Linked DNA regions of Homo sapiens: region 1 is linked to region 2. Evidence: chromatin loops called from intact Hi-C (ENCODE). Cell type or tissue: dorsolateral prefrontal cortex. All regions are shown on one strand. Each heading gives the region's core, and the rest is flanking DNA. Links, peaks and the distances in the headings are about the cores only. Region 1 overlaps OPCML (opioid binding protein/cell adhesion molecule like). Region 2 overlaps NTM (neurotrimin).

Evidence for each region. Hi-C counts contacts between places; a loop is a spot of excess contacts. Peaks named below come from ENCODE experiments on the same cell type or tissue, not always from the same donor. Only the 100,000 strongest peaks of a DNase experiment are listed, where the experiment ranks them.
Region 1: it touches region 2 in a loop (3-fold over the local background); 8 of 110 quality-filtered maps call a loop at or near these places.

Annotation. Positions count from the first base shown.
Region 1 is chr11:132,938,925-132,944,300 of GRCh38, reverse strand. OPCML (opioid binding protein/cell adhesion molecule like) reads left to right here. Exons shown (of 8, transcript NM_001012393.5): 2 at 1,291-1,375. Among named protein-coding and RNA genes, the nearest start is that of OPCML-IT1, 420 kb to the left of the region's middle. In dorsolateral prefrontal cortex, for the core only: CTCF peaks have their summits at 1,188, 1,392 and 3,059 (motif pointing right); a DNase peak (open chromatin) is centred at 3,065; H3K4me3 peaks cover 2,419 bases; H3K27ac peaks cover 3,206 bases.
Region 2 is chr11:131,692,565-131,697,940 of GRCh38, reverse strand. The region is part of intron 1 of NTM (neurotrimin); the gene reads right to left. Among named protein-coding and RNA genes, the nearest start is that of NTM-AS1, 32 kb to the right of the region's middle. In dorsolateral prefrontal cortex, for the core only: a CTCF peak has its summit at 2,932 (motif pointing left); DNase peaks (open chromatin) are centred at 2,950 and 3,290; H3K4me3 peaks cover 826 bases; H3K27ac peaks cover 2,574 bases.

The DNA.
Region 1 (5,376 bases), core at 236-5,235, 1.2 Mb before region 2:
ACTTCTGCGCTGGCATCGGCGAGGGAAGGTGCCAGTGTCAGTTTTCAGTTTGCTGCTTTCCCCAGAACTCCCTCTCCCGCCCTCCCCTCTCCCTCCCCGCTCCCCCCACCCCGCCCCTCTGTAGGGGAAGCCGCTGCGAGGGGCGCCGCGTTCTCTCCGCTGGCGCGGGTGTCGGGACGGAGCGAAGTGGGCGCGGTGCGGGCTCATCCCCGCAGGCATCCCCAGCCCGGTGGGCGCGGCGGAGGTTAAGGTGGGCGCCCGCCCGTCGGGATGAGCGCGCAGTCCGCGCCGCCCGCCAGCCCGCTCGCTCCGAGGCGGCACCGGGAGAAAGTGGCGGTCAGGGATGGAGCTGCTGCCATGACAACCCCGGCGGTCCGGGCCCGCGCGCGTCGGGGCTGCTCCCGGGAGGAAGGCGGCGCGGAGGCCGGGGGCGGCCGCTGAGCGTGGCGTCCGCGCGTCCCCGCGTCTCGTGCCGCGTCCCCGGAGGAGGCGGGGGCCGCCGTCCGCCCAGCTCCCCGTGCGCCCGGAGCCTGCGCCGGGCGGCGCTCCCCCGGCTGGCCGCGAGTCGCCGACCGGGCTGCAGAGGACGGCCACCGACCGGACGACCCTGGCTGCGCCGGCTGCGCGTCCCCGCCTTGGAACTTTTTGCCGCCTTGGGGTTCCAGATGCGAGACCTGGGGCTGGGGGACACGTACATCTGTCCATGTGTGTGATCTAATAAACCATTTCCTCCTCTCCTTGAAGCCGCAGCTTTTTATGACAGCTCCTGTATGTCAGAGACACTTGCCTTCTTCTTTGGGTTATAAACTTTTGATGCCAGAGCTCTGCAGAACGTGCCCAACTGAATCTTAAAGTAGCGTCTCGAAGAGAGAGGCAGAGAAAGCGCAATCTGTGACCTTCATCCCCGCACCTTGCTTCTTCCTCTCCCCTCCTGGCCGCCTCCCTCCTCCCCAGGGGAGCGTCAAGAAAGCTCTTTTTGGATGCAGGAGGGGGCATCTGGTTCTGCTAGGCTGGAAAGCTGAGGCAGGATCTGAGGAAGAATTCTCAGACTCCGGAGAGCCCGGACTCCTCTCTTCTCCTTCCCCCTGCTCCTGGCGAACTCTGCCCCTTCCCTCCTCCCCGCACCGCTTCCCGAGCCCGCTGGTGCGCGGGGCGGGGGACCAGGACTGTGCGGCTGCCGGAGTCCTGGGAAGTTGTGGCTGTCGAGAATGGGGGTCTGTGGGTACCTGTTCCTGCCCTGGAAGTGCCTCGTGGTCGTGTCTCTCAGGCTGCTGTTCCTTGTACCCACAGGAGTGCCCGTGCGCAGCGGAGATGCCACCTTCCCCAAAGCTATGGACAACGTGACGGTCCGGCAGGGGGAGAGCGCCACCCTCAGGTAGGGAGCTGTCCTTCCGCGGGGGCCGAGCCCCTGGGCTGTGGTCGCTGGGGAGAGGAGGGAAGAGGGGGCAGAAGGCTCCATGGGGGACCGGAACGCGAGTGGGCCTTGTGCAGGCCCGAGGGGCGCCCGCTTGCGTGCTGCCGTGCCGACTGCCGTGCCCCTGGACAGGTTTGTCCTGTGCTCCGGCTATGCTGGTCCAGGATCTTATGCGTGAACCTTGAAGTCCACGTGTGGGACTCCATGGTTCTTTGAAGCCACGACAGGCTAGATTCTCTCCTGCTTGGGCACCGTGATGAGAACATGAGTGCATGGGTTTGAAACACTGGGGGGCTAGCCTGAGCCCCTTGGATGGCTGTCACAGGCCAGAAGGTACATGATGAGGCAGGATCGTCCTCAGGACCACCAGGCTAGCCCTTATCAGAGATGCACCTCAAATGTGAGGCTGTGGAATTACCAGTGTCAGCCCACGGCCTGTTATGAGTCTCCTCAAGACCCAGCACTCGTGCCAAACCTGGTGTAGTGCTCCTAGGGTCCCTATTGTAAATTATGACAGCAGTTTTATTTTTGCAGACTGGGTCCAAGGAAAGGAAACATGTAGCTTTTATGCAACAACATCACTTCTGTGTGAAAAGCACAATAGGAGAGCTTTTTGTTTTACCTTAATGAGTTACAGAGAATCACTTGCATGCTCCAGGCAGAGAGGTGGAGAATCTTGGAATATGAACCTTTGGGGACTGGACTTGCTGCAGCAGATACTTTAATAAAAATGCAGCCACCACTTTCCACCAGCTCAGCAGATATCATCTTTTATCCCTTTAATGAGGCAGTTCTGGTCCTAGGAGACAGATTCAGGGACGTCCCAGCTTAACTATGTCTCACAATGTACACAGGGCGAATGCATTTGCCCTGCCTATGACTTTGATGGTTATGGTGACAATAAAACATCCTGACCCAGATTCTGCAGCCAAAATGCCTGGCTTCCCCTAGGACAGTGTGACGGTGGGGGTTCTTCCTGTTCCTCCCTTGGCTTTTCTGGTGGAACCTTTCCTGCATCTAGACAAGCCTCTCCCTGGAGGAGGAAAGACCTGTCTCTGGGACACCAGAATTCTTTTTCTAAGCCCAAGGGTGAAGATTGGATTCTGCCACTTTGGGTGATACTTAGCTGGATCTTCTTTTTAGTTAGAGAACAGGTCCCAGAATCCTGTGTGCTGTTTCTCAGAAGCCCAAAGCAAATGGAGAAAAAAGGAGAATAGAGAGGCCCTTCCTGGAGATGTGAAGGAAAAGTCCTCCTGGCCATGTGGGTACCACTCAGCCTGCCCCAGACTAGAATGTAATATCCCTACTTCATTGCTTCAAAGAAGGTCCCATGAGGAATCAGGGAACATTTCCCAATACGCATTTGCAGTGAGCTAGTTGGCTTAAAGATATAAGCAGCACACGGGTTATAATACATGTTAACCAAGAAAATGTCAGTAAATATTACCAGTGTTCAGGGATGTTGATGCTGCCACACACCTCTTTACCATCTAATGTGCCACTGGGGGCAAAGAGGTCTAGCATTGAATAGGATCTCAGTCGTGAATTTTCCAGAATCCTCTGTCCTCTTCCTGTCCCTCAAAATTAAACCAGAAACTTCAAAACTTGAGCTTTCTGCTTTCTGAGATGCAGTAAGACTATTCCACCAGCAGAGGGCCAGCTTCCATCTACCAATTTTTTATTAGCTGTTGGCCTGTTTTCATGATCTTCAATTCTAATGTTGAGCAGCTGGGCTTGGGAATGGGAATGGGAATAAAAAAAGAAAAGCTGAATAGTTGCTTTTTGTTCTTTGCAGAAAAAAAGAACAACTTACATGTTCTAGCATAACTGTTATCTGTTATCTGATTGCATGGCGTAATTTTTTTTTTTTAAGTAAGCACATGTATCATGTTGATTTTGCGTCTCTTCTATACATTTACCCCAGAATAGGGAAATTCAGCACGTTATCTACATTTTAATCTCTTTAAATCCTCATTCTCTTAGCTCATGTCATCTTCTCTTTTATTATTTTCTTCCTTCATTTTTATCAGATGCTCCCATAATGTATACTTTCGTCTATTACTCATTATTTTCTTTCTTTTTTGTCTTTATCACTTAAGTCTTCTTATTCCTTGATTTTTTAAGGTTTTGATTTCACTGCTACCACAGTGTTTCCTAAAAGAAAATAAACATCTTCTGCAAATTTCTGTGTGTCCCCATCTCTCTCCTTTTGTTTTCACTCTTTTGCTGTATTGGTGAAGAGTTCTGTTCCCATCTTAACAAACAACTGATTTGTCAGTACTCTGAGGGAGAGTCCATGTTTTCAGTTTCTAGAAGCCCATGGCTTCAACCCCAGATAAATATACCATGTTTTATTTGGTGGTGTTTTTTGCTGTATAAGCTGTAATTCTTAAGTGTGGTTTCTTACTCTTTTGCCTCCTTAAAGACATTCATTAGGGATTCATTACCTGGGAACTGAGTGTTCCAAGCGCATCACATGTTTAGATTGCACCAAAAAACACTGAATGATACCCATGCCCATCACACGAAAGCTCTTTTAATGTGGTTGTCCTGGGTCAAACTATCTCGAATCTGTTTCTAAATCTTGAATGAAGTCCCATAAGGAGGCCAGAGACCTACTAGGAAAAGCAAAGGAGTCACGAAACCTGGGCCTGCCTTTCACTTTCCCAGTGAAAAACTGCACAGCTCAGAGAAGAGTGATTTTCCTCCTTTGGGATATCAGTTTTGTTGTGACAGGTCTTTGATTGCTCTGAGGGACATTAGGAAGTGCTGTGCCAAAGAAGACACTGAAGCTTTGAACGTGGATGAAACTCGTTTTCTGTAAGTGAGGCAATATTATCCTCCTCATAACTACTTCATAGGGTTACTTGAAAAGCAAAAATAATTATTTGAATATTGAGTTATTTTGCCCTCTTGGAAGAGAGATGATATGGAAAATGAAGGTGCTCTTCACTATGGTTGAATTATAGCTTCCATGAATCTGATTTGAATTCATTATTACAAATGGGCCCTCTTGGCCAGAATCACTTCATTACAATTATCTGCTGTTGGGTTGAAAATGTTCTGTGGCTCTGCATTAGATTAGATATGACAAGAATCCAGAAGTCATGTGTCTGAATCAATGCCCACATCAGGAAAGGAGCCCAGGATGTTCAGTGTGGTCAGCTGGTGTCTATTAAGCCATCTCAGCAGAATGGATGATGGCCAGTTGTGCTTTCTTCACAGGCCTCAATCTCCTCAAAGTTTGCTTGAGTTCTTCTGTGGGTCCACATCATCTGTGTACATGAACATTTTGAGGGGCTGCGGTGAGATGGAGGCAAGGTGGTGGTTGTAACTGTTCCACTCAACGGGAAAAGTTCCCACCAACATACTGGATTTTCTTTCTGGTTTGCTTTTGTTTTGGTGTTTTGTGTTTTTTATTTCAACAGCAGGATAATCAGTTTTGTTGATCCAGGCTTGCTGATCTGGGATTATGCTTAATGGCTCTTTTCTAAAATGTCCCTGCATTTTCATTTGGAGTTCTGAGCTAATCCATTCAAAACCAAGTATTTGAGGTTTAACTACTGCCAAGGAATAATCTGAGCAGTGGGGATTTTGCCAAAGCAACCTGGGCAGTAGAGTTTCCAAAGCTAAAGTTCTGTTGTTTGCCTGGGTGTGTTTCTGTACTTTGCACCTACCTTCAGCTCCTTCTTATGTAAATTAAAAGATTTTGAGTAGCCATTAGACTATTCAAAACAAATGCATTATTTTTCCATTTCAGTGTTTCAGTTGTCCAAGCTGAATAAGAACTGGGTAAATGCAAAGACTTTACTCCTAGTCTGGGAAGACAAAGACATTAAAAGACACTCAAGCAGGGACAGGTCCATAAAGGACCTCTCCAGTGGTGGCACTAACCTGGTTGGAGTTATCTGGGATGCTTTTTAGAAATTCCATTTCCAGTCTCCCAGATTGATGATGTCAAA
Region 2 (5,376 bases), core at 77-5,076:
TTTTGGAGGAACATGCTCTTTCCCAGGCCACACACGAGTTCTAGTTCCCACGTTTTCCTCCTGAAGTTGTTCTCATAGTCCAAATTACCAAGCACAGGAGAAAACAACTGATCATGAGGAAAAATCACAAACCACACCTTCTTAGGCTCCTGTGGATGGCAAGTAATTAAATAACGCAAGAGGGACTATGCAGGAATTCATGTGGAAATACGTAAGAATCAAATACATAAATTAAAGGACATTGAAAAGTACATTCCTAGTATATAGAGTTTTGAAAATAAAAAATCAAGTCAGGAAAATTTCAAAATCTCAAGGAATGGTTAAACATTGTCAGAAAAAATAAAATTACTGAATTGGAAGATAAATCCCGGAAAGTCACCCAGAAATACAGAAATGGGGACTATGGAATAGCAGTTAAGAGTGAGAAGACCCAACGCATGCCTAACAGGAGCTTCAGAAAGAGGGCTGAGAAGTGATACTTGAGGAGATAATGGAGGGCCAACAATTTTCCAAGGTTACCAAAGGTCCTGGGCATGGAAAATAATCAGCCAATATGTAAAACAATCAGACAGTACTCTGGATGAAGCTGCAACGGTAGATCAAGTAAGGCTTTCAAAATTGCCCCACACTTATGGCACAGGCCGCAGCCCTCAGTGGTCTCCAAGAGGCTCTGAGAGACCCATCCGACTGGCTGCAGACTGATGTGTCCACATTTTCCAGTTCATTCTAAAATTGTAATGACTGTAATCTCTGTGCTTATTATATTCACATCCATCTTACCTTGTGTCCTTATCTTGAAAGGAAATCTGAGAAATTAATAAGCAAAGAGCCTGACAATTACATGGCAATTCCACCGTGCCCCCAGCCGGCTTCGTCTAAAAACTGCCACTCTCTCCTTGCTGTGAACAGATCATCTCTGTCGCTTTTCTCCATATACTCAGGGCTATTCCACTAACGAAACGGGTTCTTGTCTTCAGTGCCAGGGGCAAGGTGACATTCCTTAAGATTTATTATTATTGTTTTCCATAACCCGAGGAATGTCAGTCCTTTAAAAGCCTCTGCACCATGTTGATTTTCTAAGTTAACTCTGACTTAGCATAGATTTATTGGCAAGGGTTGTGGTTTGCCTTGTGTGTGTGTGTGTGTGTGTGTGTGCATGCGTGGGTGTGCCTGTTTGAGACACAAAGGTGAAACAAGAGATAAAACCAACATTTATTTGGCTTTAACATGGGCCATTGCCTCAGCTAATTGCTATTATTTATGCCAATTCTTTCCCTTCTCATAGCAGTCACATTAGGAGAGCAGTATCATCCACATTTATCACATGAGAATCAGGCTCAGAGAGGTTAGGTACAGTGGAGGGTCACTTAGCTACAGGGTGTACGAAAGAAAAGGACTAATAGAGAAAGAATGACTCTCTGGAAAGAGTCCAGAATCCATATGGAAAATGGAAACACAATGTTGTGTGGTCTGATCCAGGCTTGTGGGCAGAAGGGAAGGCCCCTACAACTTGATATGTCTTCCTCTTTGGAGCCTAGTAAGTAATGGTGCTGGGTGCTGGTGTAACTCATGTCTCCCAGACAACCTTAACTCAAGCAACTTGAGACTCCCATACAAAAGCATATCATCAAGCCTTGTTTTCCCGGACTTGCACTCAACTCTCCTTCCTGCTGGCCTCCCCGGGTGCGTCCTGTGCTGTGTCATCCTTCCACAGTCATCACGTGACAATGAACACCCAACATCACCCCACACCCCATACTACCAAGGACATTTGTTCTCTCCGAGGCTGTTAGCTCTTTTTGTCCCAAGTACAATTCGCCCTCCTTCCCCTGGGGGCCGGCTCCCTTTGGCTGTGGGTTCTTTCATGTCTGTCACATCAACAACACTTTCTGTTGAGAGGCTAGTTGTTTGCAATGATAATTAGACATGCACCTTTCTGCACCACACGTCCAGTTTTTCTCATGCACTCCAGCCCTGTCCTTTGAGCGGCACACATACTGCAGCTGCTGTCACTCTTGGGACAGGATCAGAGTCCAGAGCGCAGGAGTGAAGGGACATAGACCTCTGATATATACTAGCTGTGTTTCCTTGGGAAAGTTTGCCTCTCTGAGCCTCTTTCCTCAATGGAATATTGGGATGATAATCCTACCCATGGGGTTGCCTTAAGGATTACGTGGGAAACGTCCATGTAAGACCTCTGTTACAATAAATGCTCAATCTTTCTGGTTCTCCATCCGACCCGCTGCTCCATCCCCTAGTTCTCAAGGTGGGCATGCCGGTGAAGTTGCTCCTAAACATGCTCTATTCACAGATTTGACACTTGTGGAGGAGAAAAACACCCCACTTCAAAGGACAAAGGAGACTGACAAGGTTTGTTGGGTACAGAGGAAAGAGTCTGAGCTATTGGATCAAAACCCGACAACCTCATTTCCTGGAAAATCATGTAACTTCTCTGAATTGCATTTATAAAACCTGAATATGTGCCTCATCGGATCACTCTAAAAATTCAATGAGACAATCTGTATGAAAACATGTGCCGGCATGAAGGTTTGCGTAAAGTCATTCGTTCAGGAAACCTTTCTGAGCTAGCCCAGTCCAGTCTTTGACATCATCTCAGGGGGAGCTGCTAGGTTTAGGACAAGCACAATAAAACCAACACCAAGCCAGAGGTGTGCAGGTGGCATCTGGGTGCCTGGCCAAGACACTAAGGCCACACTCTGAATTCTTATACAAACCCAGTGCCTATCTCGTCACAGAGATTTTTCTTTTCAGGGCGGGGGGGTGGGTACTAAAATCCTCAGCCTGTCCGTGGCCCAGAGCATTTTCAGGTGAGAATGTCCTGGACAACGCATCGTGCGTTTCCCCTGGCAGACAGCTCTCTCCTGCACCCTCCCGGCGGCGGCGGCGCTCCTCCCAGCCCGTCCAACACTGCCCTCTGGTGGCAGCAGGTCGCAATTTCATGGCTCTCCGACTGCCCCTCTGCTGGGGCTCCTCCCTTCCCAGGCCCCATTCCGGCTGCGAGGGCGCTGAGCGAGTCCCAAGGGCAGGCAGTTTCTCTGCGAGTTCCAGATTCCTACATTGTCAGCTGATCTTTCCTCTGCATTCACGCCCCACCCAATCCTGAGTGATCATCAGGCTCACCTGATCCTGTTTAAAAGCCTTTATGCCCTTCCGCAAAGCTCATGGTCTTGGCATAAAACCAAATCTGCTCCTTCAGCGAGAGCTCCTCTGTCCACACGTCCAGTCTCGGCTCTGGAGCCGTCCTTCGGAGGTACTGCCAGCCCGTGGTTCCCAGGCCCAGCTCCCTGTCCTGCCTGAGCTCATTCACTGCACTTCCCGCTTCAGCCTTGCACGCCCTTTCCCGCCACCGAGCAGGTGGCTTAAGCTCTTCAGAACCCAGAGGGATGTCACTTTCTCCATCAGGACTTCTCCGGCAACTCCCCCTACTCTGAGCTGGGTGCAGACCTAAGCCCTGCTTCCCACTCTGTCACAGGCCTTTCCCACCAGACTCAGCTTCTAGACCCAGCAATGGCATTTTGTTTGCATTTTAAAAAATCACCATAGCCCTAAGACAGAATACAGTGCTGCCCGTGGAGACTGAATAAATGTTGAATGAAAATGGTCTGTAGCTTGAGAACTAGAGGAAGAGTAGATGCTGCAAGGGTAACAAGTCATCACTATTACTTACATTCTCACTAATAATAATGGTCCTTATTGAACAATTCTCCTATGCGAGGCACCATTAACTGCTTTAAATGCATGTTCTCATTGAATAGGCCTCTATATGATGTAGTGAGCATCTGCAAATACTGTCTCATTGAGCCTTCACAGCAACCTTGGCAGGGAGGAGAACAAGTGTTAGATCCATGTGACAGAGGAGAAAACGAAAGTCGGGGAGAGGTGGGTGACCAAGCATCCAAGAATAGTGTGAGAGCCCAGATTTTGCAATCTCTCTCCTAGTGACACAAGTCTGCTATACTTCATGTATACTCTTCCACCTCTTCCTGAAAGAGACAGGTCTCCAGAGACGAAGTCAAACACAGGAATGTGCTTCCACCTGCAGACCCAGGCTGTAAAAGCAGCTTCTCCTCTCTCGCTTCCAGTTTCTAATCAATTATGGAGGAAATGACAGTGGAGAGGGGAGGAGAGAGACACTCCATAGTGACTGCAGCTCATTGAAAAGATACCCGAGGCTTTGTCTCTGCAGCCACAATGCCCAGCTGGGAACACCAGGGCATATATACATAGGATTTGGGTGGATGACACTGAGACAAAGGAAAAATGACAAACCAAGTGAATTAAGTGAAGGTGAAATAAACGGTGCTCAGCAACAGATGGGGCTGGTGCTGGGTAATTTTCTCCTGTCACCTCCCCTCAGGTAATAGATAATCCTGCAGCTGCTGGATTTCCTGGGAAGTCAGGCACGGGGCCTGAGTCTCCTTCGTGTTTGGAAGCCATGCCCCCCATTCCTTAACCTGTCTTGATGATAAAAATCTTAAGAGCCAAAACTTTTTGCAAGACTTATCCTGGCGATTTAACTCCGTCCCGGCTAAGGTTGCTATCCGTCAGGCTGTCATGGTGACAGGCAGATTTGTAAATGTTCTGGCTCCAGTGTCAGGTTGAAGGTGACATTTTTCAGCTGGAGATTTTTTTCCTCATCCCTCACAGAGACAGAACAACTAAGAAAGAGGAAAGCAATCCCCTGAATCAGCCTCTGCCCCACTCGCAGTCAGCCTGCCCAGGGTGTTGACTCCTGAGCTCTGGGATTGTTTGTGAATTTCCCCAGCCCACCTCTGCCCTGACCCCCATGCCCAGAACACAGTGATTCCCTGCAAGGCCAAACTCCCAGTCCCAACCCTCCCCACCCATCTGCAGGCCTGCCCAACTTGGCCTTCTAATGACTTGTCTTGGCTGATGGTCCCTGCTCTGCCATTACTACTATAAATACTTACATAGATTAATTAACCACAATGTAAAACCCAGAATCCCAGCTAAATTCATTTAATGACCTGCCGTGCGATTTCTTGGCTGAAGCATCTGACACTAACCCTGAATGCTCAGTGACATTCACCCCTTTGATTCTTTCCTGGAATCACTAGGCAATCGAGTCTCCTTTTTAACCCCTTTTTTGCCTCTGACTTTACTTTCAGGGTCTATAACCCTGAAGGAGTCACACAGAGGTTTGGGTGATTTGGTTTCTTGGGTTCTTGCCTGATTCTCTGCATTTGTGTGACATCCTTTATGAAGCTAGGGAAGGCACTTTCATCCCTGATGCCACATCAAAGCTTAGGTAAGAACAGTTTTATATGGCTGCATTTCTTGGCCCAGATGCCAAAATGGAAACGCTCTCTCTTTCCTCTGTCTACTCTCATTCTG